2 separate regions of the Homo sapiens genome follow, and region 1 is linked to region 2. A link is a loop called in an ENCODE intact Hi-C map of the cell type or tissue named here. Cell type or tissue: dorsolateral prefrontal cortex. All regions are shown on one strand. Links, peaks and the distances in the headings refer to the core of each region. The heading gives the core; the rest is flanking DNA.

Region 1 (15,868 bases), core at 6,687-14,686, 180 kb before region 2:
AGATTAGTGATCAGCACTGATGGGGGTGAGAGGTGGGAGCGGGGAGGTGGGTAGAGACCAAAGGAGATGATAAGAAAGAAAACAGAGGCCAGATGTAGTGGCTCATGCCTGTAATCCTAGCACTTTGAGAGGCCAAGACCTTGAGGTCAGGAGTTTGAGACCAGCATGGCCAACATGATGATGAAACCCTGTCTTTACTACAAATCCAAAAGTTAGCCAGGCTTGGTGGTGCACGCGTGTAATCCCAGCTACTTGGGAGGCTAAGGCAGGAGAATTGCTTGAACCCAGGAGGTGGAGGTTGCAGTAAGTCGAGATTGTGCCACTGTACTCCAGCCTGGGTGATAGAGAAAGACTCCATCTAAAAAAAAAAATTAAATTAAAAAAGAAAGAAAAAAGAGAAGGTTTGAGAATGACTTTAGGAGGGCCTGCAGCTAGAAGGAGCAGGTGAGTTATAATCTGATCATCTCTGGTCACCATAGAAACCAGCTGTAAATTCAGCCAGAATGAGCTGATGAGCTCCAATATCTATGCCTCTCTGCCAGTGTAGACAGTCCACACTCCCTTCCTCCAAGATCTAGTCTTGTCAGACCTGCTTCCAGCCGGAATCCACCCCAGTCCTCTTCCTCTCAAGCCTCTTGTTCCTCTTTCTAGCCACAGTTCCAGGTGACTGCCCATCAATACCAACCCCGCTGGGAGAGACAGGCAGCAAGATACCCAGTCCTTGCCCAGGAGGAAGTCACATTCTAGCCAGGGAGTAGACTACACTGGAGAGAAATGGCCCAAGGATACACAGCAAAAGCTTGTTTAAAGAAAAAACAAAAGCAGGTGTGACCTGGCTTGTCTGCCCGCATCTTTCTGTCCTTTCCAGGGTAAAGCAACTCTCTCTTAATCCAGAATGTAATTACATTGATTGGGAAAGCATTCAGTCTTTCAGACAAGCCACATGCTGGCAGTAAGCATTGAATACAAATGCAGGGTTTGCAGTGACTGGAAGTTAGAGCCTGCTTGCAGGTAGCATGCAAATGTGTTCAAAATGTCCCCAACTTTGGGAGAAAAGGCTGGAAGTCTGGATCAAACTCGTATGCAAACCATGAGGAGTGCTTTTGAAGGCACAGCGGGCTAAGGGCTTTCTCCATACCCCCTATCTTGTGGGCTCTGGTCTTACAGCAGCTGTAGTAATTCTCCCCAGCAGGGCTTGCACTGCACTTCCACATCTGTCCTCTCTCTACACAAGCTATGAATGTCATTTCCATTTTACAGATAGGAAAGTGGGGCTCTGAGTGCTTCAGTGACCCAAACATTGTCACCTTGCTTAAAGTGGCAAACCCAGCCAGAGCCCTCCTCTCGCTTTTCCCTAGTTAGGGACAACTTGCGTAGGTGTCCTTGCATGTCTGAAGATTCTGCATTCTTAGGGATACATGAAGAAACTCCTATGTCCTCCCACCACCCCATTCACACTTGAGGATTCTGTGGCAGGTGCGCACTTAACAGTAAAATTCCTTCCTTTGCTAAAAATTTGCTGAATTCGCTCCCTTTCATGATCTGTAACTTTACATAAGCTGTTGTCTTTTATCAGCTTTAACAGATCAAATGTGAGCAATCGTCTGGGTGTGGTGGCTCACGCCTGTAATCCCAGCACTTTGGGAGACTGAGGTGGGTGGATCACCTGAGGTCAGGAGTTCAAGACCAGCCTGGCCAACATGGTGAAACCCCGTCTCTACTAAAAATACAAAAATTAGCTGGTGGCGGGTGACTGTAATCCCAGCTACTCAGGAGGCTGAGGCAGGAGAATTGCTTGAACCCGAGAGGTGGAGGTTGCAGTGAGCCGAGATTGCCCCACTGCACTCCAGCCTGGGCAACAGAGAAAGACTTCCTCTCAAAAAAAAAAAAAAAAAAGTGAGCAATCAGGAGACAATTGTTCTTCTGATGGCTGAGGTCACCATACAACCAAGGCTGACTGACGTTTCACTTTCTAAAGACTCAGAAAAGGAAGGAGAACCGTGTCCCACCTCACCCTAGCCCTTGTCTTCACTGACTGCAGGCCGCAGCCACCAGTTGGTTTCTCTGGGCTGTGTCCTCAAAGATACCAGGAATGCAGAAGGGTGGAGATACAGGCCAAGTGTTAACATTTGTGCTGGTTTGCAGATATAGTATTTTACCCAGGAAATCAGGGCTTACAAAAATATGAGGCAAATTTTTATCCAACGTACAGGTTAAGTTCTATCCCTAAATTCCATCAAATAATAATCTGATGTGTGAAAATTAGTAATTCAAAATTTACTACGCTGTTGGAACTTTAACATATATTGAGCCTTAAGGGAATATGATTATGAGGCCTGGGTCACATGACAGGCAGCTGTAACCTCTGTTTCTCCGATTAGATTAGCTTTTTTCCTTACCTACATTGTTTTGTAAAATGTAAATGACTGAAGGGTGCCAAGGAAGACCCCCTTGCTTCACTGTTGATCTTCATTACAGATTAACTTTTTTTTTTTTGAGACCAAGTCTCGCCCTATTGCCCAGGCTGGAGTGCAGTGGTGCGATCTCAGCTCACTGCAACCTCCGCCCCTGGGTCCAAGTGATTCTCATGTTTCAGCCTCCCAAGTAGCTGGGATTACAGGCACCCGCCACCATGCCTGGCTAATTTTTGTATTTTTTAGCAGAGACAAAGTTTCACCATGTTGGCCAGGCTGGTCTCAAACTCCTGACCTCAAGTGATCCACCCACCTTGGCCTCCCAAAGTGCTGGGATTACAGGCGTGAGCCACCGTGCCCGGCCATTACAGATTAACTTTCTATACAAAGACTTCATGACTATCACGTTGTCTAAGATGGGATGTTAAATACACTCCTCTCAATTGGAAAGGAAATAAAAAGTTGTAAAGAAAACAAGCTCTATGGAAAAGAAAAACTAACTGTTGTAACTCATAAACAAGCCTGTTGCAGAAAATGTTATAATCCTACTAAATGTATTTGTTTCCTGCCTATATAAGCTAAACCTTAACTTTTTTGGTTTTCCCCCAAGCCGACCAGGATGAGAAAGACCTTAACTTTCAACTTTGGAGCACTGGCCCCATTTCTCTGGTGCCTGTGTTTCTCAGGTGGTTACTCCCAGCTTTTCACTTGCATAAACTATTTAAAATTGAATTCTGAACCTTTTGATTATTTCAGGTGGATAGATAGATTTTGCAAAGCCTATGCATGTACATATTCACCCTAATTCTGTTACCGGAAAGGGGTCCCAATCCAGACCCCAAGAGAGGGTTTTTGGATCTCGAGCAAGACACAAGAATTCAAGGTGAAGCCACAGAGTAAAGTGAAAGCAAGTTTATTAAGAAAGTAAAAGAATAAAAGAAAGGCTAATCCATAGGCAGAGCAGTGGCATGGGCTGCTTGACTGAGTATACTTATAGTTATTTCTTGATTATATGCTAAACAAAGGGTGGATTATTCATGAACTTTCCAGGAAAGGGGCGGGGATTTCCTGGAAGTGAGTGTTCCTCCCCCTTTCTGACCATAGGTCACTCTTGTTGCCATCTTGGTTTTGGTGGGTTTTGGCCGGCTTCTTTACTGCATCCTGTTTCATCAGCAAGGTCTTTGTGACCTGTATCTCATGCCAACCTCCTGACTCATCCTGTAACTAAGAATGCTTAACCTCCTGGGAATGCAGCCTAGTAGGTCTCAGTCTTATTTTACCCAGCCCCTATTCAAGATAGAGTTGCTCTCGTTCAAATGCTTCTGACGATTCCTCTGTATTTTTTTCAGAATTCCTGTCTCTTTGGGCCCTGATACCTTAGCCTGGGGCTCACTGCTACCTGGAAGCACTAATGCAATCCTAGTTTTCTCCCCTAAAGCCCATTCTAGCCAGGTGGCAGGGACGTGGAGCCTCACTGTAGGTCACACCCTGGCGTGAAGGGCTGATCAGCCACCCCATGGTGTCCACATGGTTGTCTCTGCCTGGGGTGACCCTGCTTTCTGCACCTGGAGCAATCCTGCTCCTCCTTCAAGTCCCTACTCAGGTCTCCTCTGAATTCCAGTTCTACAGGGCTACTGTGAAAACCAAGGCCACAGAGGTCAAGCTTCAGGCACAGGCCTGACACAGGGCACCTGGTCCAGGACAGCTCTGATTGTCACTGTTGTCCCCTCTCCTTGCCCACTCCCTTAGGTAATCCATCCCTCCCTCAACCCCCTCTGTCTCTTACACATTCTCACATTGCTGCATGGTTAATGCAGTGTTGACCCCTCTCCTCCAATGAATCTCAAATTCCTTAAGGGCAGTGACCTTGTCTTGCTTCCTTAGGACCCCATATCTGGCTCTAGGCCTTAAACTTAGTGGACTCCACGGATATTTGCCAATAAACTCTGTCTCCTGGGATCCACAGACAGCAGTTTGATGAATGGTCAGGACATTGTGATAAATTAAAATTCATTGTTTGATGTGGCTATCGACACAGACAGAGACTGTGCTGCTAGTGACATCATGTCGGTCTGGTAATTAATAATGATCATTAGTAACGTTTACTTCAGGACAGTGCCCTTGGCCTGGACGTGTGGGGAAAATGGTCCAGAGCCTCACCGACTGAGTCACTGTGCCCTGTAGGAACGGCCTCTGATAGGGATGAGTGCCTGCTGCTGTGGGCTGCCCCAGTCTGCCCCTTGGGACAGAAGCTGTGTTTTATTCATCCTACATCTCAATAAACATTTTTTGATAAATCAATGAACTCCTTTGAAATCACACAAAACTAGAGGTGTTGTTGGAGACAAGCGGTTCAGAAGAGACCAGGCATTGTGGCTCAAGCCTGTAATCCCTGCACTTTGAGAGGCCAAGGTGGGTGGATCACCTGAGGTCAGGAGTTTGAGACCAGCCTGGCCAACACAGTAAAACCCTGTCTCTACTAAAAATACAAAAATTAGCTGGGTGTGGTGGTGTACGCCTGTACTCCCAGCTACTTGGGAGGGTGAGGCAGGAGAAGCCTGGGCAACAGAGCAAGACTCCATCTCAAAAAAAAAAAAGTTCAGAAGAAACCTCTTCTGGGTCTTCCAACTCCGCACTGACTGAAAGGAGAAGAGGCTCCAATTAAAGAAAATTCTAGAACATTCTGTGGGTCCCAGGCTTGTTCCACACTCACACCTCTGCACCGCTGTACATGCCATGTCCATCTGCAAGAAAGCCCTTCTGCTGTCTATCTGGGGACCTCCTATGTTTTTTCCAGGATCCCACTTATACACCTTCTCCAGCAGGTCTTCCTGCAATAAGGGAGTCTGGTGCAGCCCCTTGAGAGTTCTGCGTCCACTCTGGCCTTTTTCACAAGTTCGAGGCTGTCTTAGGGCAAGTAGGAGGAGTTGGCAGACAGGTCCTATCTCTGTACCTCTTGTTGATCTATTTGTTTAATTTAAAAAATTTGTGTGTGTGTGAGATAGGGTCTTGCTCTGTTGCCCAGGCTGAAGTGCAGGGGCATGACCACGGTTTACTGCAGCCTCAAAGTCCTGTGCTCAAGCAATCCTCCTGCCTCAGCTTCTCCAGTAACTGGGCTCACAGGCCCGCACTACCACCCCTGACTAATTTTTAAGTGTTTTTGTAGAGATGAGGGTCTGGCTATGTTGCCCAAGCTGCTCTCAAATTCCTGGGATTAGGAGGCCTCAGCCTCCCAAAGTGCTAGGATAACAGGTGTGAGCCACCACACGGGCCACCTCCTGTTCATCTAAAATGAAGTTGCTAGCCATCTGGGCGTGGTGGCTTACACCTGTAATCCCAACACTTTGGGAGGCCAAGGTGGGTGGATCACTTGAGGTCAGGAGTTCAAGACCAGCCTGGCCAACACGGTGAAACCCCATCTCGACTATAAATACAAAAAATGTAGCTGGGCATGGTGGTGCTCACCTGTAATCCCAGCTACTCGGGAGGCTGAGGCAGGGGAATTGCTTGAACCTGGGAGGCAGAAGTTGTAGTGAGCCAAGAATGTGCCACTGCACTCCAGACTGGACGACAGAGCACCACTTCATCTTAAAAAAAACAAGAAGGTGCCAAGGCACAAAATATAAGTTAAACAGTTTACTTGAGCCAAAATGAGGACAGCTGCCCAAAAGACTCAGACGCAAGTAATCTTGGATGTGAGCTCCCTTCTCTCTTTGTTACAAACAGGTTTTTAAAGGCAGAAAAAGGAGGACAGGGAGTGGGCTGATACAAAGTTGTTTGTCAGAAATTCTCATTGGTTTACAGAAATAACATTGATTAGTGATTGGCTGTACAGTGCTATAGGATGTAAGATATGGTGTCCAGTGCAGCATTGTTAGGTTATAGCTACCTGTGGCAATAGCAAGCAGTTTCAAGACATAAATACATAACTCAAAGTGGGAGTAGGACGTGATTGCTGTCTTATTTTAATGTCTCTCTGGGCCTGATAACTTACAGGACTCGCATTCCTCAGGTAAAAGTTCTTTTCTCACCACAGAAACAAGATCTGCAGCATAGGGGAAGTGTGTTGGCTCGGTCTGAAGTCGTTTTCCAAAGTGTCAGAGACATTTAAATCAGAGCAACTCCATCTTGAACAGGGGCTGGGTAAAACGAGGCTGAGACCTACTGGGCTGCATTCCCAGGAGGTTAGGCATTCTAAGTCACAGGTCGAGATAGGAAGTGGGCACAAGGTACAGGTCACAAAGACCTTGCTGATAAAACAGGATGCAGTAAAGAAGCCGGCCAAAACCCACCAAAACCAAGATGGCGACAAAAGTGACCTCTGGTTTTTCTCACTGCTTGTTATACACTATTTATAATGCATTAGCATGCTAAAAGACACTCGCACCAGCGCGCGACAGTTTACAGATGCCATGGTAGCAACTGGAAGTTAACCTACATGGTCTAAAAAGGGGAGGAACACTTAGTTCTGGCAATTGCCCACCCCTTTCCCAGAAAACTCATGAATAATCCACCCCTTGTTTGGCATATAATCCAGAAATATCCATAAAAATAACCAATCAGCAGCCCTCGGGGCTGCTCTGCCAATGGAGTAGCCATTCTTTATCCTTTACTTTCTTAATAAACTTGTTTTCACTTTATGGATTCCCCGCAAGGTGCCAGGTCCAAGAACCCTCTCTTGAGGTCTGGATCAGAACCCCTTTCTGGTAACAAAAGGATCTTGTCGCTGGCGTGACAGGGCATGGGTGCAGACTAGAGCACTGGGAAAGGCATATTAGGAGCAGTTTTTTCTTTTCTTTTTCTTTCTTTTTTTTTTTTTTTTTGAGATGGAGTTTTCGCGCTTGTTGCCCAGGCTGGAGTGCAATGGCTCGATCTTGGCTCACTGCAACTTCCATCTCCCAGGTTCAAGCGATTCTCCTGCCTCAGCCTCCGGAGTAGCTGAGATTACAAGCATGCACCCCCACACCTGGCTAATTTTTTGTATTTTAGTAGAGATGGGGTTTCACCATGTTGGTCAGGCTGATCTTGAATTCCGACCTCAGGTGATCCACCTGCCTCAGCCTCCCAAAGTGCTGGGATTACAGGTGCGAGCCACCGCGCCTGGCCTTTTTTTTTTCTTTTTTTAAGACAGGGTGTCACTTTGCCACCCAGGCCGGAGTATAGTGGCATGATCTCAGTTCATTGCAACCTCCACCTCCAGGGACTCAAGCGATCCTCCTACTTAGCCTCCTGAGTAGCTGGGATTATGGGTACTTGTCATGACACTCAGCTAATTTTTGCATTTTTAGTAGAGACTGAGTTTTGCCATGTTGCCCAGGCTTGTCTGGAAATCCTGAGCTCAAGCAATCAGCCCGCTTCAGCCTCCCAAAGTGCTAGGATTATAGGTGTGAACCACCACACCCAGCCAAGAGTAGGATTTTAAACACCAGAACCCCTTGAGGACTAAGCTCTGATTTTTTTTACCTTGCCCAAATTCCTACCTAAGAGGTCTGGAGAGTCATGCCCTACAAACCATAAATTCTCATCAGATGGGTTTTATTTAACCCTATATATCATGACTTACTTTCCAATCTGACTCTGGCATAATATTATGTGACTAAGAAGAAAGTCAAAAGATTTTACCCCAAAACATTTTTCTTTGCCATATCTTGAAATGGCCCTGCAAATCTGTCTTTTGTGGGGGAAAATTTGCATCTGTAAAGAATCTCTATTACCGGCCGGGCGTGGCGGATCACGCCTGTAATCCCAGCACTTTGGGAGGCCGAGGCAGGTGGATCAGGAGTTCAAGACCAGCCTGGCCAACATGGTGAGACCCCCCCCATCTCTACTAGAAATACAAAATTTAGCCAGGCGTGGTGGCAGGCACCTGTAGTCCCAGCTACTTGGGAGGCTGAGGCAGAGAACTGATTGAATCCGGGAGGTGGAGGTTGCAGTGAGCCGAGATCGCACCACTGCACTCCAGCCTGGGCGACAGAGCAAGACTCCGTCTCAAAAAAAAACAAAAATCTCTATTAACATAGATAGATATTTTTCCCGTTTCCTGCCCCACCCTCTCCCCTCCTCCCGGCTTTGAGTTGTCCTACCTTTCTGGACCAAACCAATGTATTTCTTAAATGTATTTGATTGATGTCTCGTGTCTTTCTAAAATGCTGCGCCCCGACCACTTTGGGCACATGTTCTCAGGACCTCCTGAGGGCTGTGTCACGGGCCATGGTCACAAATATTTGGCTCAGAATAAATCCCTTCAAATATTTTAGAGTGTGACTCTTCGTCAACACCCTCTTCAAACAAACCTAGGGATGGTCTTTCTGCCTGGATGCCTCAGCTGCGACCAGAAAGTCCACAAAGGAGCAGTGAAGCAGGGCTTGGTGCAGAGGCCATGCGGAAGGCACGGATTTTTGGAGACTGGAGAACCCAAGCGCAAATCCCTACCCCACTGCTCACCAGCAGGTTCTTAAGCAAATCACTCTGCTTCGCTGAATTTACTGTCCTCAGCTATAAAATGGTGTCCTCGGCAACTGGAGCTAGATGCCTTCGCCACTTTGCTGAAAGATATGAACTGTGCCCAAGGTGGGCGGTATCAGATAGGAGCCCCGAAGTGGAAACGTCCAGCGTGGGAATCTCCTCTCTACAGGGTCCCCAAGGAACTCCCGGCAGGCCCACTTCAGGGCTCCTTTCTGACACCGCCCAGCTCAACCTCTCAAAACGATTCACAAAATGCTGTAATAGCCACGATGCACCCTCACTGCACTGTCCCATCCGCCCCTTTTACAAATAGGAAGACCCAAAGATAAAAATAAGAAACCAAGGCCAGGCGCGGTGGTTCACGCCTGTAATCCCAATACTTTGGGATGCGGAGGAGGGCGGATCACCTGAGGTCGGGAGTTCGAGACCAGCCTGGCCAACATGGTGAAGCCCTGTCTCTACTAAAAATACAAAAAATTAGCCGGGCGTGGTGAAGGGCGCCTGTAATCCGAGCTACTCGGGAGGCTGAAGCAGGAGAATCGCTTGAACCCAGGAGGCGGATATTGCAGTGAGCCGAGATCATGCCATTGCACTCCAGCCTGGGCGACAGAGTGAGACTCCTTCTCAAAAAAATAGAAAAAAGAAACCCAAAAAGGCGGGGGAGAGTGAGGAAGAAAAGAAAAAAAAAACTGGAAGGCCTGGGCCGTGATTTGCCAGGGCCACGGCGTGGCCACCAAAGCGCTCCAGGACGACTCGGCAGAGCGCGGGCACCGTGGCTCAGGCGCGCTCCCCGGGGGCGGGGCGAGCAGGAGGGGTCACGTGACGCCCGGCCCGGAAGCGCTCGCGCAGGAGACCCCGGGTGACGGGGCCCGGCGCCGCTAACTGGAGCGAACCCCAGCGTCCGCCGACATGGCCTGGACCAAGTACCAGCTGTTCCTGGCCGGGCTCATGCTTGTTACCGGCTCCATCAACACGCTCTCGGCAAAGTGAGTCTGGGCCCTGCCGGGCGTGCGGGCCCTGGCGACCCCGGCGCTCGTTCTACGCCTTCCCCCTTCTTGGCCCTGCCCTCCTGGCTTCCCCTGCTTTCCCACTTGCTCCGGTCAGTTCGCGCGCGTTATGACCACCCAAGGGATGCGAGGCCCGGGGAAATGCGGAGCGGGGCTGCGCCCCGGACGGGGGGATCCGAGCCCCGGCTTTGATTTGCTGTACAGCCTCCGCTCCTGTTTCCACGTCTTTTAACAGGAGGGTTGGCCGATTCCTTTCCACGGCCCTTCCAGTGCTGGCGTCCAAGCCTGAGCACCTCCCTCCACGAGCTGGGAGAGACCCCTGGACTTGTGCACATGAGCCGCAGTAGTGGCTGTGCAGGCCGAGTGACCCAGTGAGCGTGGAGGCCTCAAGCGGCAGACAGGGAGGTGCCCCACGGCCCCTCAAGGATGAGGGGTTAGAGCTGTGCTTTGAAGCTTAGGTGGGATTTCGGAATGTGTCTGAGACTGTAAGTCAAGGAAAGTCTACGGAAAGGCCAGATCAAAGTCGATTGTAACCAGCATCAAATGCCCAGGTTAGATTTTCTCTCATAATCAGAAAAGTGCTTTTGAGCTGGGGAATGACATGTTGAAAGTGATATGATTGACTCAATGACATGAGGAGTGGTTTGGTGCAGGAAAAACCACTCCAAGGCTGCTGCATAGCAGATGAGGGGAACTAGGAGGTGGCAGTGAGAAGAGAAAGGAAGGGACAACTGGTGGCAGAGACCAGGTGTGAATGGCCACAGGCCTGACCCACATGAGCAAGAAACAAGGATCACTCCAGGGTTTCTGCCTGGGAGAAGAAAAGTGCCATTAACTCAGACAGAGAGGGCAAGTGGCCAGTTCAGCTCTGATGTATGGGGGTGAGAGGGGGGACAGTTCCCAGGAGGTTAGGGACTAAGGACCCAGGCAGTCATGAGACTGAGGGACAGGGCCTAGCCTCCCCTCTGTTGTGGGCAGGATGGCATTTCTTTGTCTCTCTCTGTCTCCATCTCAGGGCAGGGCCTTCCTGCCCCTCCTTTTCTTGTTGCCCAGGCTGGAGTGCAATGGCACGATCCCATGTATAAGGTACCTACGGTGTGTAAGGGAAGGGGACAGAAGTGACCAAGAGGCGATCTCTGCCTTTGAGATGCTTGGAATCTGAGGTGGAGGAGACAGACGTGTACGCACACGACAGTCACAGTGTTCTCCCTTCCCCAAACGGTGGGCACAGTCAGTGGAGTCCTGGGTGGGCCCCACCTGTTCCTCTGGTTCACCTCTGGCCAACTGTGCCTTGTGGAGAACTACTAGCTTCCCAGGCCCTGCATCCTCCTGAGGATCACTCCTCATGCTGAATCCTTAGCTGTTCAGAGGCCCCAGCCTGAGGGCTCCCATCTCAGGATCTGAACACAGCAAAGCAAGTCTTCTGTTCTGTCATGCCAGCCAGGGCCTCTGTCAAGTGCTTAGAGAGCGGTTGTAAGTCCACCAGGGCTGCTGCCCACAAGGAGAATCCAGATTGCCAGTTACTGCTGGGGTAAACTGTGCTGATTCACCTCCTTCCTTAGAAAACTCCAAACCAGTCAGGTAGGAAGCTTAGAGATCCTCAATCCCAGAAGGCGTCGCCTTTAAAGGCTGCCTGAGAGTCAGGAAAGAGGCTCCCAGGTGACAGACCCAACTTTTGGTCCTGTCCCCTGCCTGACAGCTGGTGTGGGGCCTCTCAGGATCCTCCCACCCCAAGATGGGCCCCCAAATTGGACCCTAAACAGTGTTCTAAGGTCAAACCACAAGAAGGGATACTCTTAGGGAGAAAGAACATGTGGGAGCAGCTGCATGCACCCCGATGTGAAGTATGGATTTGAAATCACATTTCTGGCCCGGCGCGGTGGCTTACGCCTGTCATCCCAGCACTTTGGGAGGCAGAAGCGGCTGGATCACTTGAGGTCAGGAGTTTGAAACCAGCCTGACCAATATGGTGAAACTGCATCTCTACTAAAAATACAAAAATTAGCTGGGCGTGGTAGTGCGCACCTGTAGTCCCAGCTACTTGGGAGGCTGAGACAGGAGAATTGCTTGAACCCGGGAGGCGGAGGTTGCAATGAGCCAAGATTGCACCACTGCCCTCCAACCTGGGTGACAGAGTGAGACTCGGTCTCAAAAAAAAAAATAAAAGGAAATCACATTTTTGACCCACGATTTCCAGCAGGCACAGACAGACAAGCATGTGCTGACAACTAGCAGAAGCATCTCATGCACAAAGAGCACCTCGCATGCCCCAGGCCCTGCTCTGCCCTTTCATGTGTGAACTCAGGGAATTCTCATAACCACCCTATCAGGCAAAGACAGGGGCTGATATTCCTGTATAAGGAAACTGAGGTAGGAAATGATTAAATTCCTTGCCCAAGTTCAACTTAGCTACTAAGTGGCAGAGTTTATAGTTGAGCCAGCATGGTCTGGCTCTAGCATCCATGCTCTTAACCACCACTGGAGGGTGTGGCTGGGGACTTCTCCAGTCATTTTGGGGTCATTTAGAGTTGTTAAAAGCATAGAAATCATCCAGTCTAATCCCCACAATTTACAAAGGAGGCCTCAGGAGAAGTTTCTTTCTGTGATTCAACTGTTTGGTGTCTGAATGAAGGCTGGAACCCAGGCCTCAGGACTTTAAGTCCTGTTCTTTTATGACTGTGATACCCCAGAGTCCCTCCTTCCTGGGAGTTTCCTCTCACAGCTCCCCAGGCCAGGACAGAGAAGCCTGTGCTTGTGGAAGTTGTAAACCTGTAAGTGGCATCTGCGCTCCCAGCCTTTGATGTGCCTCTCTCCAGGACTGGGCTGCCAGCCTCTCAGCCAGCCCAGAGACACTGCTGACAGGGTCCTCCCGCTGGAGTCCAGGCCACTCAAGGTTCAGACTGACAGCCTGTGGTTGTCTCTGGCAGTTTCTTGGCCTGTGACAAGAGTGATGTTTCCCTTCCCAGGTTCTTGGGAGGATGAAAGGCAGTGGATGAGGAAGCACATCTGAGCACGTGCTGCCTGCTGTGCTGGGGCGGCAGGTCAGCTTTCCTCTCTGCGGCCCCATCCCTGGGTCCTGGCAGGGGGCCCCTCCCTGTGAAGTGGCTTCTTCTTTCCCTGGCTGTTTTCTCAAAACCTCCTCACTAGCACCTTCTGTCGATCATCTTCTTTAGGCCAAGCCATTTCTGTCTACGTGAGCCAGTGCCCCATCCACAGGTACTCATTTCAGAACCCCAGTCTCCTGAATCCAACTGAGGTTCTACATATGAAGAGCCGGGGTCAGCTGGGCACTGTGGCTCCAGCTTGTAATCCCAGACTGGAGGCTGAGGTGGGATGATCATTTGAGCCCAGGAGTTCAAGATCAGCCTGGACAACATAGGGAGACCTCGTTCTCTACAAATAATAATAATAAATAATTAATTAATAGAGCCAGGGTCAAGTAGATGCTCACTAAGTAAGGCTCAGCTCCCCTCCTAAGTTCTGCAGGCTGTAGGGCCCTCCCAGCCAGGCAGGGATATGAGCCTGACTTCCTTTCATGCCCAGGCCAGGGACCCTGCCAAGAAGGTGGCAGGAAGCCTGGAAACCACTAGGCCTCTACTAGAGAAGAGGTGTTTGCTCTTCTTCTGTGTCCTTTCTGTGCCAGCTCCAATGTTTGCCCTTGGCAGCTGCCCCACCACCCTTGGGTTCCATGAACTGGCATGGGATAATTGCTTCAAAGGGGTTGTTGGGCCAGCTTGTGGAAGCCTTAACTCAGGAGGACAGTGTAGTAGAGTGGGAAGTTCATGAGGCTTGGGACCTGAGGAATAGATGAGCCACTGGACCTCTGTGAGCCTCAGTTTTCTCATCTGTAAAATGGACTTGGTGATCCCTGCCGTACCTTCTTCCTGGACACTGAAGATCTACTGAGGAAGGTTTCCTTTTTTTTTTTTTTTTGAGACGGAGTCTGGCTCTGTCATCCAGGCTGGAGTGCAGTGGTGTGATCTCAGCTCACTGCAAGCTCCGCCTCCCGGGTGAACGCATTCTCATGCCTCAGCCTCCTGAGTAACTGGGACTACAGGTGCCTGCCACCATGCCCGGATAATTTTTTTGTATTTTTTTAGTAGAGACAGGGTTTCATTGTGTTAGCCAGGATGGTCTCGATCTCCTGACCTCGCCCATCTCGGCCTCCCAAAGTGCTGGGATTACAGGCATGAGCCACTGTGCCCAGCCTTTTTTTTTTTTTTTTTTAAGACACGGTCTCTCTCTGTTGCCCAGGCTGGAGTGCAATGGTGCCATCTAGGCTCACTGCAACCTTGAGCCATCCTCCCACCTCAGCCTCCCAAGTAGATGGGACCACAGACACCCGCCACCGTGCCCACCTAATTTTTGTATTTTTTGTAGAGACAGCGTCTTGCCATGTTTCCTAGGCTGGTCTCAAACTCCTGGGCTCAAGCAATCCACCTGCCTCAGCCTCCCAAAGTGTTGGGATTACAGGCATGCACCACCACACCCAGCTTAAGGAAAGTTTTCCATTCCATGGAGATGAGAGGGCTCACCATTGTCACCTCAGGAGCCAGGGCCACCTGCTGTGGCACCCCAGAGAGTGGAGAAGCCTTGGCCCTTCTGTAGGTCCCAGGCAGGAGAAAGAAGGGGACTCACTGGGCTTGACAAGCTGGGGACACAAGAGGAAGTGGCAGAGATTCTGTGGGAATGGCCACAGCTAATCTGCCCAAGCCAGCCCCATCGCCACTTCCTCAGTCTGTTTTCGCCACCCCCGTTCACGTGGACGTGCACACCTCCCAGAATGCTGAGCTTTGAGTTTGGGCCTGGCCATGCTAGGGAGTGACTCACCACCCAGCACGGAGAGCCTACTCCCCAGCCTGCCCGCCAAAAGGAGCGGCCTCAGCTTGTCCCCGCTAGGACCCTTCGGGCCTCCTGCCCTGGAGGTCATCTCCCCTAGAATACAGTGTCTGTGGAGAAGACAGGCCCACCTACTGGGCTGCCCCTCTCCTCCCACCAGCTAGGGGAGCAAGAACTCAGAGGAGAGCTTCAGAGCATCAGGGAGGGGGCGCATGACTGCCTGCTGAGCTTCCAGTGTACTGGCCCTGTTTCAACATCTGAGGAGCCGTGAGCCCCTCGAGCCCTCTCTGGCCCCTGGGTTCCTGTCTGTCAAATAAGGAGTTCAGCTGATGGCTGAGTTTCTTCTGTTTCAGCATTTTGGCTCTGTGAACTGCAGGGACAATAGCCTGAGGTCCCTCCAGCCACCTCTGCCTCAGCCAGCAGGACAGGTTCCAGACGTTTTTCCAGTAGCTTTCAGGCTGAAGGGGAGCTGGGGCCACGCTGAACCCAAGGGGGAGATGGCTTCTGCTCAGTGAAGGGAAAGGAGAAGGGGCAGAAAATGAGTTTTGCTGAATACCTGCCATGTGCCAGGTCATGTATATATCCTTATATCATGTATTGCTTCTGACAGTTTGTCAGTGTTGGTATGATTACCCTGTAACTTGTCCAGCCTGTGGGACTCAAAACTCTGGGTTTTCTCTGTATTCTGCCTTTTCTGAGTATAAATTCAAGCAAGGTTTAACCCTGGATCTGCCTTAAGCCTCAGAGTCCCCATCTAAAATGAGGATCCTTGTTGTAAGGCTTAACGGGACAGTCCCCATGAAGTGTCCTATGAATTGTGCATTTAAGGAAACATGGGCTGGGTGCAGTGGCTCACACCTGTAATCCCAGCACTTCGGGAGGCTGAGGCAGGTCAATCTCTTGAGGCCAGGAGTTCGAGACTAGCCTGGGCAGCATAAACAAGGCTGCATCTTTGCAAAAAATACAAAAATTAGCCGGGCATGGTGGCCCATGCCTGTAGTCCCAGCTACTCAGGAGGCTGAGGTGAGAGGATCATATGAGCCTTGGGAGGCTGAGGCTGTAGTGAGCCGTGATTGTGCCACTGCACTCCAGCCTCAGTGACAGAGTAATACCCTGTCTGAAAAACAAAACAAAAAAACAAAC
Region 2 (15,868 bases), core at 7,534-15,533:
GGCAGGAGAATGGTGTGAACCCAGGAGGCGGAGCTTGCAGTGAGCCAAGATTGCGCCACTGCACTCCAGCCTGGGCGACAGAGCAAGACTCCGTCTGGGAAAAAAAAAAAAAATTAGCCAAGCATGGTAGCGCATGCCTGTAGTCCCAGCTGCTCAGGAGTCTGAGGTGGGAGGATCGCTTGAGCCCTAGAGGTGGAGGCTGCAGTGGGCCATGATCATGCCACTGCACTCCAGCCTGGGAGACAGAGTGAGACCCTATCTAAAAAAAAAAAAAAAATATATATATATATATATGTGTGTGTGTGTGTGTGTGTGTGTGTGTGTGTGTATATATATATATATATATATATATATGAATTATACAACTCAAATGCCAATAGTACCATGCGCAGAAACCCTAATCTAGGCTAATTTCCGGAGTCAAATCAGCCACTATTTCTCCTTTGCTGCAGTTCTGAGGTGGCTATGGAGAGAATACACCAGAAAACAAGGAGAGACATGACCTTGGGTTTTTATTTACTTTTGTTTCCTTGCCTTTTAATTAAGCCCCAAGTAGCATCCAGCAAGGGCGTGCCTGGTATTGTAAGACCTAGAATTCTCCCTCACTGTGAGCCAAGGTAGTTGGAGGTTAGTGCCTCTGCCCGGGCTTTGCCCCGAGCCAACCCCTATGGGTGCAGTTGCTCCATGAAGGGGAGAGTATGGTGTGGGTATCCTTGGAGGAGATGGTGAAGTTTGGTTTCCTCCTGTCCTTTGTTTCTAACAGCTGGAAGCTGAAGCCACTCATCGTGTTATCACCATTGCAAACAGGGTAAGTCCCCCGATGTCCACTGTGGGATTAGAAACCAACCTTGGCCAGGCACGGTGCTGATGTCTGTAATCCCAGCACTTTGGGAGGCCGAGGTGCGTGGATCACCTGAGGTTAAGAGTTTGAGACCAGCCTGGCCAACATGGTGAAACCCCATTGCTACTAAAAATACAAAAATTAGCTGGGCGTGGTGGCGTGCACCTGTAATCCCAGCTACTCAGGAGGCTGAGGCAGGAGAATTGCTTGAACCCAGGAGGCGGAGGTTGCAGTGAGCCAAGATCGTGCCAACTGCAATCTGTCCTGGGTGACTGAGCGAGACTCTGTCAAAAAAAAAAAAAAAAAAAGAAAGAAAAGAAAAGAAAGAAAGGAAAGAAAGAAAGAAAGAAAGAAAGAAAGAAAGAAAAGAAAAAAGAAAGAGAAAGAAAGAAAAGAAAAAAGAAAGAGAAAGAAAGAAAGAGAAAGAAAGAAAGAAAGAAAGAAAGAAAGAAAGAAAGAAAGAAAGAAAGAAAGAAAGAAAGAAAGAAAGAAAAGAAAGAAAGAAAGAAAGAAAGAAAACCAACCTCTACGATGCAGCCCCATTCTGCTCTGGGTGCCAGCACCATGTCTTGCCCACAGGAACCCAGAGCTGTTTGCTGACTGAGCGCTGTCATGCCCACCATCCTTGCATTCACCCTTCTCACCACCAGCTTTCCATTCCACCCCGCCGAGCCTGCTGAAGCTCAGTTCATTGCTCACGTGTAAACTCAGTCCAGCTCCTAAACTCTACATCCTCCTAATGTGATAAGCAAAGAGAACAGAATAACATCTGGGGAAACAGAATTTCCCAATTGCACTTTAGAGCTCTGGCCGCTGGACAAGGACATTGTTTCACTGTCATGACAATAGTTATTTATCAATTACTTCCTGGTGGAACTTAACCCAGAATAAGGAAAGACCCAAACAACAAAAAGTCAGTTCCTTGCCTTTTAGCTCAAGCATATGCTCAGAGGAGTTAAGCCATGGACCGTGGTTGCACAGCTTAGTAGAGAAAAAGCTAACCAGTATTACAGTCCAGGTGTCCGTTCGCAAGGTCAGCCTTCTCTTGCCTAGACTCTGAACCCTAACCCCCTTGTATTTTGTTCATCTCCAGGGTGCATTCTGTCTACTGATAAGCAGCCTTCAGACAGCAGGCATCGTAATTTTAGATACAGAATACACGACTAACTCTAGGTCATCACGTTTATGAACAGGAAATTAAAATAGGAAAAAGAGTTCCCCCCTTTTAAATTACAGTCATGGTTGTCAGATGGGAGAAAATGCGAGGTTCAGACTTGACGGTCTTGAACTTCACAGGCTGGGCTTCCCGGTGGGCTCTGGTGCTGGAGGCTGTTCTCTGCCTCCCCGTATCATGCAGTTCCTGCAACCTTGCCCTGACTGCCAGCCCTGCATTCTCCGCTTAAGGACTGTCACCTTGAGGGTGGGGTTGAGTGACGCAGGGGGAGGCGCTGGTGCCAGGGCTGACTTTGCCAGGGTTATTCTGATGCTTGTGAAGTTTATGGGTCAACCCTCCCTACTTCCCACTGTTTCTTGTGTTTAGACTCACTGTCCAATCTACCTGGTCAACGTGTCCAGTATCTCGGCTGGTGACGTTATCGCAGCTGCTAAGATGCAAGGTGAGTCCATAGACTTGGCTGGACAGAGCAGGTCAAGTGGAGGGACTGGAGATGGATGGGGCCCATTAGCCGTGCTCACTCCTGGCCCCGGCTCCTGAAACCAGGACCTGAGCCAGCCCTTCCCTTTCATCTGCCACCGTCTTCCTCAGAGCTGCCCTGTGCTATGCTGGCTTTAGTCTGCTAGAACATGAGCTTTTTCTTCTGCAAATTTGTATGCATAACAGCTTTACGGAAGTGTCTGTCACTTCTCCTGGGTCTGGTAACATTTTCCAAGTTTTAAACCCACTCATTAATTAGTGTCTTTTTGGCCTCATAGATTTTACTAGCAGTTGCCTTGGCAACTAACATAAAATGCTGGACCAGTTTCAGTGGGCATTTCAGGGGCTGTTTGGGAAGTCCCTAAAGAAAGAACAGTGTGTGGGCCCAGCTTCCTTTTAGCCTCCTGGAACCCTGTGTATGAGTCCGAGGGGCACTTGTATGGCTTCTGTTGCGGATCGCCTGGCAGTACCTAAAGGCTTGCAGATGCTTGGAGTCCAGCCCCGCCCCAGGTGCTGGTGAGGGCCTGGCAGCAGGAGAAACAAAGTCACAGTCACAAGCCTGGGGAGACAGATCAGAAGCAAGGGCATCTCAGCCTTCAACTATAATCGATCAGAAGCAAGGGCATCCTGGCCTTCAACTCTATCGCCCTCTAGATCCCGCCACCTGCCTCTCCCCTCACTGAAGCCCCTTGGAGGGTCTCGCCTAGACTGTCGTCCCAGCCTGGTGACTGCTCCCACCTCCTGTCTCCCTGTCCTCCAGCCCTGCTACGGCCCTCCCTGTCCTACCACAACCGTTCTCTTGAAGCTGCTCACAGCAACTGCCTGTCCAGAAAACAGTCTAGACTGCTCTTTAGCGTGGCATTCGTGGCCCTGCATGCCTGTTCACCCACCGTCAAGCTCCATCTGCCAACAGCACCCTGCACACACCAGTGCTCTGGTCATCTGGCCAAACCAGACTCCTCAAAGTGCCGCTTGGTCCTGCTGGGCCTCGGTGCCCATGTCCCTCTGTCCTCCTTGCCTAAGTCAGCAGAATAGGGAGGCTCTCTGGGCTTGAACCCAGCTGTGCTCTTAAAAGCCCTGTGAGCTTGGGCAGGTCCCTTCCTGTCTCTGACCTCAGCTCCTTCACCTGTAAAATGAGAGGCACACACCAGCGATCGCTCAGGTTCGGTGGCTTCCTGGTTATGGTTCTGACCTTTCTTCTTCCAGGGAAGGTTGTGCTGGCGGAGACCACCACTGCACATGCCACGCTGACAGGCTTACACTACTACCACCAGGACTGGTCCCACGCGGCTGCCTATGTCACGGTGCCTCCCCTGAGACTGGACACCAACACCTCAACCTACCTCATGAGCCTGCTGGCCAAGTAAGGCGTTTCAGCAGCACATTGCAGGGATGTGTACATCTTTAGGAAGACGTCATAGAGGGCCCAGGAAACAAATCTGAGCTAGGTTTGATTTCATTGTGCCCATAGGATCATTGTGCTTTTCTTACCTTCTCTGAGCCCATCAGATAATTGCCATCCTATTGGGATTTTATGACCGCTTGATATGGAGTGAGATCTTCTGAAGTATAAGAGTGAAGAGCACATATAGAACTGTGAACCGTGGTTATTCGGAATTTCAAAGGACATTGATCTCTTACTCTAAAGCCCAGTGGGGAGCTGCAGAACGTGGCCTGTGACTTATCCTAGAATGTAGGGGTCCTTTCTGTTTCTTTTGTTCACCTCTCCCTCTTCTTGTTGGCTCCCGTGTGCCCCTTGTCTGTACATCCCTCCTTCTGTGGGTTTCTCCTCCTTTCCTTCCCCTTTCCCTTTTTCTTCTGCACTTTCTCCCCCTTTCCTTCCCACACCCTTCCTCCAGATCTCCTTTCTCCAGCTCTTCTATTTCTGACACTGCTTTTTCCCCATGCAATCCCAATCTAAAGGAAATGGTTTGATGAACGGTCTGAATTCAGTGGGACCCAATTATGGAAGGGTTTCTGTTTTATCCCAATAACTGCTTGCAGCTTCTTTCTCTCTCCTATTAACATTTTTGGGGCCAGGTGCAGTGGTTCACACCTGTAATCCCAGCCCTTTGGGAGGCCGAGGTGGGTGGATCACTTGAGATCAGGAGTTCAAGACCAGCCTGGCCAACGTGGTAAAACCCTGTCTCTACTGAAAATACAAAAAATTAGCCGGGCATGGTGGTGTGTGCCTGTAATCCCAGCTACTTGGGAGGCTGAGGCAGGAGAATCACTTGAACCCAGGAGGCAGAGGTTGCAGTGAGCTAGGATCATGCCACTGCACTCCAGCCTGTCCGGCGACAGAGCAAGACTCCATCTCAAAAAAAAAAAAAAAAAAATTGGGGGAGAAGACGATGCTTTCTCTTCACTTTTGGGTATTAAAGTTCCATCCAGTTTAAGACTTCATCTCCTTCCCTCCTGATCCCCAGCTCAGCTTGGGTTGGGGTAGGAGGACTAGGACAAAAGGCGAGGGGATTCTTCTCCATACCCAAGCATGCATCCCTCCCAGCTTGCAGCACTGGCAATGCCTCTGTGAACAAGGACCTGCACAAGGCAACTTATGCCTGGCCACCTTCTACAGTATCTGAGGCCCAGAGGAAGCCCACACAGCCTTTCTGCTCCCTGTGGCTCAGAGGCAGGTCCATAGCCCACAGTCCAGGCAAGGTGCCCACTGCTCTCAGCTCTGTTCTCCACAAGTGAACCTCTTGAAGTATGCCCTCCTTGTCTTCAGGGTGGACTGGTGAGGAGAGGGTATGGAAGCCCCACTCAACTCAGGAAAGAGGAGGGGAGGGAATGCCAGGACTCTCCATCCTGCCAACCCCTCAGTCTCCCTCCGAGGGTCCCGCTTTCTAGACCTGGGGGATGGGGATTCGCCTCTTCTAAGATGGTGCAGGAGCAGTGGAGGGAAGCGACTGGCCCCACCGAAGATGGCTGTCTTAGATAATAAGGTGCTTGTCTCATCCATGTCCTTAGCTTTCAGTTCTGGTTGCCAACCACTGGAAAACTCCCACTCCCATCCCGTTATGTTCACAACCTAAACAGAGTTGGGGGGTGCAGGGCTTAGCCAATGCGAGTGGAGTGCCATCGATAGGGGCGTGGGCGAAGGTGGCCTCTGTGGAGGGCAGTACGCACCACGGCATGGGGATGGTCATTGTATTCTGTCCCATAGCCTTGGTGGGTGCCAGGCGGCAGCAGCTCTTACAATATTTACATATTTACATTATGTAAATAAATATGGAGGGTAAAGATTAAGAGAGAAATGCTAGATCAGCTCTTACTCTTAAAAAATGCTTGTTTTGGCTGGGCATGGTGGCTCGCACCTGTAATCCCAGCACTTTGGGAGGCGGAGTCAGGCAGATTACCTGAGGTCAGGAGTTCAGCCTGGCCAACATGGTAAAATCCTGTCTCTACTAAAAATACAAAAATTAGCTGGGCATGGTGGCTCGTGCCTGTAATCCCAGCTACTCCAGAGGCTGAGGCAGGAGAATCGCTTGAACCCAGGAGGCGGAGGTTGCAGTGAGCTGAGATCGCACAACTGCACTCCAGCGTGGGCAACAAGAGCAAGACTTCATTTAAAAAAAAAAAAAAAAGCTTGTTTTGAGAAGAATCAACCTCCTTTTCATCATCAGCAATACAATAAAAGAAACAATTACCAAGACTCCACTATAATAATGTGGGCTTGGTTCCAAGGTCAAGAATCTTTTGAAACACCCCTGCTTGCTACAAGCAAATTTACTGAAAGAACAAAAAAGATAATAAGTGCTTCAACCCACCCAAATTACAGCGCCCAAACCCACACAAATTCAAATAGACTGGAATAAGTATCATTGAATAATTTAAGTTTTTATATCTAGCTTACTTTGTCAAATGTATTTTAATTATTTAAATTAATTCTATTTATTTAAGTAGAAATGTACTTTTTGTGTTATGATAATAGTCTGAATCCCTTTTTAATCCCTTTTTAATCAGTGCATATTGTAAATGGGTGCTACTTTATAGGATTTGGAGCATAATTTTAATATTTTAATATTTATAGAAATTTATGATGACTATAATTTTGCTTTTGTAACACATTATTGGTTATAATTTATATGATGCAAGATACTTGATAGAAAATTCAGACACCAATTATTATTCCTATAAGAAAATATGAGCTGTTTCCTAATTATCTACTTTAGGGTATGATTTGTGATTTGTTAGGCCCTGCAGGAATAAAAAAGTACAATCTATAGATATAACTATTTATGCTTTATTCTGGCTTGTTTTTTTTTTTCAGACAGGGTCTGGCTCTGTCACTCAGGCTGGAATGCAGTGGTACAACCTCCTGAGTAGCTGGGGCTACACGTGTGCACCACCATGCCTGGCTAGTTTTTTGTTTGTTTGTTTGTTTGTTTGTTTGTTTGTTTGTTGAGCCAGGGTCTCACTCTGTCTCCCAGGCTGGAGTGCAGCCTCCCAAAGTGCTGGGGTTACAGGCGTGAGCCACCCTGCACCACCGTGCCCAGCCTAATTTTTGTATTTTTTGTATTTTTTCATCATGTTGCCCATGCTGGCCTCAAACTCCTGACCTCAACTGATCCACCCGCCTCGGCCTCCCAAAATGCTGGGATTACAGATGTGAGCCACTGCACCTGGCCTAAAATCTGGTTTCTTAAAGGGACAAGAAATTTTTTCATTTGATCATATAAAATGTTACAGTGCTTAGCAAAGCCAGTCATGTTTTAAACTTTAAATGGTTTGGATGGGGGCTTCCTACCTCCCAGATTCAGGGCAGCACTGAGAGAGCTCAGAGGGCCTCCTAGAATGTAACTACCGTCATTCACAGCTGCTTAGTGGGTACCTTTGTGTAGGAGCCTTTTCAGAAAGCTGGGTGCTCAGGAAGACTTGCTGGTTAAAGAGCAGGAGTTGAGCCTGTTGCTCTCAGGGTCCCTGACCTGCCCTTCATGACTGCAGTGGGCATCTTCTGCCCTGAGCCCTGCTCAGGTATCCAGAGGGCCCCTCAGGAGAAAGGAAACCCTAAAGATTCCATTCATCTATCAGGGCTTCTGCAGGTCCAGAGAGTGTGGGGAGCCTTGGGGCTCTGCGGGAGAATCTCTTGCAAAGAGTCTCTGCAAGGGCCAGAGCAGCCTCTTTGGCCCAGAGAAGGCCCAGCCTACCGCACAGGAAGAGCGATGCATCTTCACCACGGGTTTGGCCAAAGACATTAGTCACTGGGCAGGAGCTGAGACTGATAAGCCCTGCCAGGTCCCCCGTGGAGACAGCCCTATGGAGCTAACTGGCCATCATCTGAGAGCCTTAAGAATATGCTTCCTCACCAGGTCAGATAATGCTTTCTGCCCCCACAGTCTCCTGGAGTGGGCATCTTAGATGGCCCACAGGCACTCACAAGGCTCTGGGGCCTCTTACAGAGTACAATGGGACCCCTGCCCCTGACCTTCAGGGCACCCACAGTGTGGTCCCAGCAGTCATCCCCTCCCCCACCTGACTCCCCTGCTCCAGCCAGGCCTTTCTCTGGCCCCGCAAAGCCATTTCCTCTTGAGGCCCTGACCTGGTTTGCGTGGGCATTCTCTCTCCTCCGCCCCTCACTGCCTCTGAGCCCTTGGCCTGCAGAGATCTCTGAATCCAGGCCACCTGCCTGCCTCCCTCATTGGGCAGAGGATCTGCTGCCATGAGCCCTCTCTCCCTGTTCTTCCCTACGTCTTCTTTGGCCCAGGAGCCCCTCGAGGGCCTGCCTGTGCCTTAGCCACCCACAGCCTTGGATGGAGGATGGCTTTTTTTTCATCTTTTCAGACAGAGTCTCCCTCTGTTCCCCAGGCTGGAGTGCATTGGGGCTATCTTGGCTCACTGCAGCCTCCGCCTCCTGGATTCAAGCAATTCTCTCACCTCGGCCTCCAGAGTAGCTGGGATTACAGGCGCCCACCACTACGCTCAGATAATTTTTTTCTATTTTTAGTAGAGACAGGGTTTCACCATGTTGCCAAGGCTGATCTCGAACTCCTGGCCTCCAGTGATGCACCTGCCTCGGCCTCCCAAAGTGCTGGGATTACAGGCATGAGCACCTGGCCCGAGGACAGCCTTAATATATGTGTGAGGACCGTAGTCATGAACGGCATTGGGGAAGAACTGAGTGGCTTGCATACCACTCTCGGTCTATTAAGTCAGGCTTCTAGCTCATCCCTCCTTCCCCTTCTGGGCCATTAGAATCCCCACATCCAAGGAAGGCTATGAGTCCAAGTTATTCAACAAAGCTTAACACTGAACTTGTGAATGCTTGTTGCCAGCAGGTTGGGGTTGGAGAGCTGATGAGAGGGAATTGGTATACAATTCCATGAGAGTAGAACTACCTCCACCATCTCACTTCAGCTAGACTCTAAGTTCGGCTTTTCTCTGCTATCTTCACTCTTAAACATTGCTATCCCAAGGCTCTCACTGAAGTCTCCTGTGACACAGACAGACTGTGCCACACTCATTCTGTAGATGAGTAAACTGAGGTTCACATAGATGCAGTAACTCACGACAGACCACATGGCCTAAGCGGCAGAGCTGAAATTGGAGTCGGCTTTGCCTGCTTCCCACACGGAGGATTTTCCCTATATCTATCCTCACCCTCTAAGTTCCTCACCTCCCCTCCCCTTACTGGTCACCTCCTTTTCTCTACCCAGTGACACTCTGAACATCGTGGCATCAGATCACCGGCCTTTCACCACAAAGCAGAAAGCTATGGGCAAGGAAGACTTCACCAAGATCCCACATGGAGTGAGTGGCGTGCAGGACCGCATGAGCGTCATCTGGGAGAGAGGAGTGGTATGTTTCCTAGAGCCCCGCCCCGATCTGATCCCTGCTCTAATCCCCGTTTCATCCCCGTTCTAATCCCAATAAGAGTATTCACTCCTCAGATCCTGTCAAAGAATGTTCTTAGAAGGGCTGGTTCAATCCCAGCTGTTTGTTTCACTCAAAAACAAAACACAAAAGGTCTTTCCCCCAATTAGAAAGGTAGTAAGACCTATTATGGAAATTTGGAAAATACAGAAAAGTATAAGAAAAAAAGAAACCTTAATTCCACGCCTAGAAATTAAACTACTATTAACATTTTAATATATTTCTTTCATTTAGTTCTGTGCATGTACTGTACTTTTTTTTTTTTTTTTCCTTTTTTACTATGTTGTCCAGACAGGTCTTGAACTCATGGGCTCAAGCTATCCTTCCACCTCTGCCTCCTTAAGTGCTGCGATTATAGGTGTGAGCCACCACACCCAGCTATACATTATTTTAATAACTGGCTTCATATTTTTTTCTTTTACCAACTGCTATACTAACCAGGATTTTTTTTCTTCATATAACACTATACCCTGAGTGTCTCCCTATATCAGTAAAAATTCTTTAAAAACATCTTTTTTCAGAGCTGAATGATATTTTCTCCAATGAAAGTACCATACTTTATTTAATCCTTCCCTGATGTTTGGGACTTTCGGCTGTTTCTAATTTTTGCACTTACAAATAATGCTGAGGAGAACCTCTTTGTTCAGGAGTGTGTGTCAGCATTTCTGATTATTATTATTATTATTATTATTTATTTTTTTTTGTGTGTGATAGAATCTCCCTCTGTTGCCCGGGCTGGAGTACAATGGCGCTGTCTCGGCTCACTGCAACCTCCGCCTCCCGGGTTCAAGCGGTTCTCCTGCCTCAGCCTCCCGAGTAGCTGGGACTACAGGCGTGCGCCACTATGCCCAGCTAATTTTTGTATTTTTTATAGAGGCGGGTTTTCACCATGTTGGTTGGTCAGATGGTCTCGATCTCTTGACCTCGTGATCCGCCCGTCTTGGCCTCCCAAAGTGCTGGGATTACAGGCATGAGCCACTGCACCCGGCCTCTGATTATTATTTCTGATTATTTCCTTAAGACAGCATCCTAGAAGTGGATTTTTAGGCCAAGGGATGTGAACATTTTTAAGGCTCTTGATTTGATATATTTTGTCTAATTGCTTTCAGAAAAGATAAGAACTGGGACTTCATTTGAATACCACCTGTTCCGCACATGAAGAATAAGTATTTTTGGTCTTGATCTATCTCAGATTAGATCTAAAATAGTATGAGCCCCAAAGAGATTTGAAGTTCTCAAGACTAAGCTCATGGAAGGCCAAGGAGATGGCTCAGGAAATCCCCTTGAAGAGAGTCCATAGTACTCTCATGGGTGGGGCAATAAGATGTTTTTCTAGAGCATATATAACCCTTTGAAAATATCACCCTTAGTAGATGAAGGGAGGTTCCTGACTCATCCGTGTGGGCACATGAGCAGAGCTGGTTTTACAAACAGGAGGCAGATTTGCCCCCGGGCAGGAAGCCTGAATGGAACCACGGCCACTCACCATAGTTGCTGGGTGAAGGGAGAAAGGAATAAGTGAGCAACTGGGACCCAGCCAAGCAGGCTGGCTCATCTGAGATGGTGCTCATGGCCTTGTCCCTTTGTGACCACTGTCCTGACCACCTAAGCCCTAAGTCCATGGGCCAGCATCAAAGGTGACCAAGGGTTTGAGACCCACCCCCAGAGCCTGGTTGACTTGACACTTTCTGCAACATTTCAGGTTGGAGGAAAGATGGATGAGAACCGTTTTGTGGCCGTTACCAGTTCCAACGCAGCTAAGCTTCTGAACCTGTATCCCCGCAAGGGCCGCATTATTCCCGGAGCCGATGCTGATGTGGTGGTGTGGGACCCAGAAGCCACAAAGTAAAGTTTGTTGCTCGTCCCCAGGGCTAGAGGGGCTTGGGATTTTGAAGAAGACTTGCATTACAGATCTCCAAAAGCATATAATTTTGCACTATTTCTAGCACAAAATATGGCCCTGGCCTACCGTTGGCCATCTTCTCCCTCCATCTTCACACAGTCTTTCTTCCGTGTCACACATGTCTGGTGTGTCTGTCTCCTCTTCTTATAAGGACACCGATAAGACTGGATTAGGGCCCACCTATATGACCTCACTTTATCTTAATGATTACATTAAAGGCCCTAAATAGTGCCATGTTCTGAGGTTCTGGGTGTTAGAACTTCAGCAGAAGAATTTTGAAGGGAGCCAATTCAACCCATAACAACCAGCCTTTGGGGCTCACCCCTCCCATGGAGCTGTGACATTTTGACCTGTCCTCAGCGCTTTCTCTCCCGCCATTGCCTCCCCACCAGGACCATCTCAGCCAGCACGCAGGTCCAGGGAGGAGACTTCAACCTGTATGAGAACATGCGCTGCCACGGCGTGCCACTGGTCACCATCAGCCGGGGGCGCGTCGTGTATGAGAACGGCGTCTTCATGTGCGCCGAGGGCACCGGCAAGTTCTGTCCCCTGAGGTCCTTCCCAGACACTGTCTACAAGAAGCTGGTCCAGAGAGAGAAGGTGAGGTGGGAGGAGGAAGATGCAGGGGTGTTGGCGCCCCCTGCCGGGGAACATCCTCCATGACTGTTTTAAATCTCAAAGAGATGTTCACTCCAGTTTTCGACCCAATTCCATTGCACTTTCTCCAGCGTTGAGAGGGGAGTGTGCGGCAGCGCCAGGGAACGCTAGAGTCAGAAAATGCTGATTTCTGTTCCCCGTCTTTGATTACCAAGTGGCATTTTAAGTGGTCAGGCAGCAGGGCTCCTGAGTTGCTGAGGGCACAAGTGGGAAATGTGAGTGTGTGCGACCGCTGAGCTCCTCTGGATACGCAGGCTTGGGGTGGAGGAGGTGCTGGGGGCTGGAGATGCTGCTTTGGCTCGGCTCCCTCCCACTCTTGATGAAGCAAGCGGGGGGTAGAGCTGGCATTTGCAAAGCATTGTCTGAAGCACAGGAGGAGCAGGCACCTGAACACGGGAGGCCCACACTGCTGGCACACAGAGCACACGAGAGGGCTCAGAGCTTTCAGAGAAACCAAGGACCCTTCTCTCCCAGAGGCCAATGAGTGAAGAAATCCACTGCCAGGTCTGCCGTGGGAGCGCAGGCTTGGGCTGCCTGAATGAAGAAAGCGTGACTTTCGTGATCGCAGGGCTAAATCCAAAAGCAAACTCAGGGTCTCTTACTCATCACACTCAGCTAATGTTTACTTTTTTGTGGAGATGGACGGGGTTTAACCGTGTTGCTCGGGTTGCTTTCAAATTCCTGGGCTCAAGTGATCCGTCTGCCTCGGCCTCCTAAAGTGCTGGGATTACAGGCGTGAGCCACTGTGCGCGGCCCAATAACACTTTTTAATACGATGTAGGACCATAAATGACCTCTGCAGTAATAACTGCTCGTACTTCTGTGTTGCCTCTCATGTGCCAGAGCAGTTGGAACAGCTTTACACATATTAATTCGTCTGCTCTCCTGCAACTCTCTGATGTAGGTATAGTATTATGGGCACAGAAAAGTAACTTGCACAAAGCCACACAGTTTACAAGTGACAGAGTTGGGATTGGAACCTAGGCAGTCTGGTTGTAGAATATAGACTCCTAACTCTACTGCCTTTGTGAGTACAGAATTAGCTAGTATTGCTACTGGGGGCCTCTCATCTCCAGATGGGGCTGTGTTTAGCCTCTGTTCCCTCAGAGTTGTCAGACCAGTAAAGGGTGTGGCTTCGTGGGAGCCTAAGGTGGGGAATAACGTTGCGCTGTGTGGGAGGGCGCTCTCTAAAATTGACTTCCGGTTGGGCATGGTGGCTCACGCCTGTAATCCCGGAACTTTGGGAGGCCGAGGCGGGTGGATCACGAGGTCAGGAGTTCAAGACCAGCTGGCCAAGATGGTGAAACCCCGTCTCTATTAAAAATACAAAAATTAGTCAGGCACGGTGGCAGGCGCCTGTAATCCTAGCTACTTGGGAGGCTGAGGCAGGAGAATCACTTTGCGGGGGCGGAGGTTGCAGTGAGCCAAGATCGCACCACTGCACTCCAGCATGGGCGACAGAGTGAGACTCTGTCTCAAAAAAAAGAAAAGAAAAATTTGGTTAAAGTTGACTTCCTCAGATGTCTACCTGCTACCTCGGTGAGGCTTCCATCAGTGTTGAGGGGGAGCCAGTATCTCTCCCATACACATGCATGCACACACACATGTGCACTCACATACATGCACGCATGCACACATGTACACATATGCACATGCTCTTTAGGAGGTATGAGAAAACTCCAGCCCCTGGACTCAATGTTTAAGAAGCCTTGGTCACTTGCAGTGATTTGGGTCTTGGGCAGAGTGGCAGTGTCTAATGTCCCACCGGCCCCCAGGGAGGCCATGGTTGTATCACTCAGCTCTGATGGTGTTGTCCTGTTCTTCTGCTCTTCTTCCATCCTTCCCTAGACTTTAAAGGTTAGAGGAGTGGACCGCACTCCCTACCTGGGGGATGTCGCTGTTGTCGTGCACCCTGGGAAAAAAGAGATGGGAACCCCACTCGCAGACACTCCTACCCGGCCCGTCACCCGGCATGGGGGCATGAGGGACCTTCACGAATCCAGCTTCAGCCTCTCTGGTAAGAGTCAGGGGGCCACGGGAGGAGGATGGGGGTCTGGGAGAAGTGGCCCACCTAGGCAGTGGGACTTACGCCTGCTTTTCTTTTGTGTCCTCTCCTCCCTCCCGTTGCCTATTTCCAGGGATGAGTGCTGGTTTGGATATTAGACTCACATAGACATTAGTGGGGACAGGAGGGCTGTCCTGGTCCCTGGGCACAGACGCTCTAATAGGCCATGGCCCACCTGGGGCTCTGCTCGGGGTTTCTAAGTTCAGATATTTTTGTCCCTTGAAACATCTTGAGGGCTGTGCACACAGTGGGTGCTCCAGAGATGCCCTGAGCTCAGAAGAGTCAGCCCTGTCTGTGGTTCACGGGACTGCACCGACCAGCCCTTCGCCCACCCCAGCCCACTCCTCACCAGCCTCTCTACTCCTTCTGCTACCCCCTCTCCTCCTCTGACCTTCCCACACCTTTCCCCGCCTTTGCCTCACCTTCACCTTCTTTTTTTTTTTTTTACCAGGAATTGTATTGTATATATTTTATTAACTTTAAGTAAAATATTTTCTCTCGACTTCTGATGCCCAGTTTTTTCTCTTATCTTTCTGTCCTTTGGGTCCTGGCCCCAGTCCTTCTGTGGAATCTCTGGGTTCCTTGGGGGGTGCGATCCCAGTTCTTAAAGCCACGATCTGCAGTTTCCCGCCCCCCCGTCCCCCCCCGCACCCATCACCATGCGAGCCACGGGCTCATAAATGATGATCCTCAGTGGAGAACAAGCAGAGGCTGTAAGATGCCTCGGGCCTCCAGGTGGCTTAGGTGGGAACTGTCACCACCACTTGCAGGGGGCTAGGACCCTGAGTCTCCCTGAGCACAGTTGAGCTGCCTTCAGGATAAGCCCAGAGAGAGACCAAGCACCCACTCAGTAAGGGCTGTGCTGGGATGGGTACGGCGAGAGGCGCAAGACCCTGGTCCTTCCACCCACAGCCTGGAGTTTACTGGGGGAGACAAGCCCCATACACAAACCATCCTGCTGTGAGAACAGAGGGCTAAACCAGAGGGATGCCAATGGGTCAGCGCCTGCCTGCCCAGGCTCCTGTGTGCCCTGCTTTGGGCCAGGCGCAGCTTGTGGCAGAAGAGATGAGGTCCCTGTTGGAGGTGCTGGTAGCCCATGGGGAGGGGTCCTCTCTCAGGACCAGTCTCATTCCTGAGATGATGGCTCCGCTACTCTGAGGGCCACTGCCACTCCCACCAGTGACGGGCCATGAGTGAAGTCAGAAAGGGACCCTGGCATGGAAGACTTGTTTATGCACACTCAGGTCTTGCCAGTCCCGGAGGCATGGACTCCCACCGCCTTCCTCCTGCAGCCAGACCCACGAGAGGCACCAAGACCCCAGAGCTGCAGGGCCCCTGCTGACCAGCAGCCTCCTCTTCTCCTGCCTGAGAGCCAAGACTGGGCAGAACCCCCGCTCAGACAGCAAACATCAGGCAGCCTGTCCCCTCCTCTCTACCCCAAATCTTGTCTGTTCTAAGCAGGCCAGGCTGAAGAATGTCCCACTGGGCTCTCCGGGGCACTAGACCCTCCCTTTCCCTCCCTTTGTGTTTTGTTTGTTTTTGTTTTTTTTTTTCAATCCTTCTCCTGTATAGACCCTCCCTTTGTAACTAAGTCATGGGATTTCAAGATGCGGGGCCTTTGGGCTGTGGTTCTTTCATTTTCCGAAACAATGGCATACCCTCATTTTTCTCTCTCGCTTACTCACTGAGGCATATGTACAAAGGCCCATGTGCCAACAGGCTGGCCAATGACCTGCATGTACGAGAGACTGTATGCCTAGGCATGGGGCAGTGAAGTTGGCACAGTGGGCAGTTAATAATGTCGGCTCTGAATCAGGAAAACCTGGGTCCAAGTCCAGGCTCTGCCACTTACACACTGCAACATGGGGCAAG

What was found. Peaks named below come from ENCODE experiments on the same cell type or tissue, not always from the same donor. Only the 100,000 strongest peaks of a DNase experiment are listed, where the experiment ranks them.
Region 1: a loop joins it to region 2, with 2.3 times the contacts of the local background. A loop is called at or near these places in 2 of 110 quality-filtered maps.

The regions. Positions count from the first base shown.
Region 1 is chr2:26,754,562-26,770,429 of GRCh38, forward strand. SLC35F6 (solute carrier family 35 member F6) reads left to right here and starts at 9,723. Exons shown (of 6, transcript NM_017877.4): 1 at 9,723-9,865. The coding sequence starts at 9,789. RefSeq lists enhancers at 1-719, 3,712-4,459, 3,875-3,934, 4,460-5,205, 9,380-9,579 and a silencer at 9,590-9,899. In dorsolateral prefrontal cortex, for the core only: CTCF peaks have their summits at 9,691 and 9,893; DNase peaks (open chromatin) are centred at 9,710, 10,204 and 14,650; H3K4me3 peaks cover 2,358 bases; H3K27ac peaks cover 3,868 bases.
Region 2 is chr2:26,930,877-26,946,744 of GRCh38, forward strand. DPYSL5 (dihydropyrimidinase like 5) reads left to right here. Exons shown (of 13, transcript NM_020134.4): 6 at 764-808; 7 at 2,382-2,457; 8 at 3,702-3,858; 9 at 9,155-9,296; 10 at 11,074-11,216; 11 at 11,667-11,874; 12 at 13,780-13,948. Among named protein-coding and RNA genes, the nearest start is that of MAPRE3, 32 kb to the right of the region's middle. RefSeq lists an enhancer at 3,477-3,976. In dorsolateral prefrontal cortex, for the core only: CTCF peaks have their summits at 11,913 (motif pointing left) and 12,112; a DNase peak (open chromatin) is centred at 11,915; H3K27ac peaks cover 450 bases.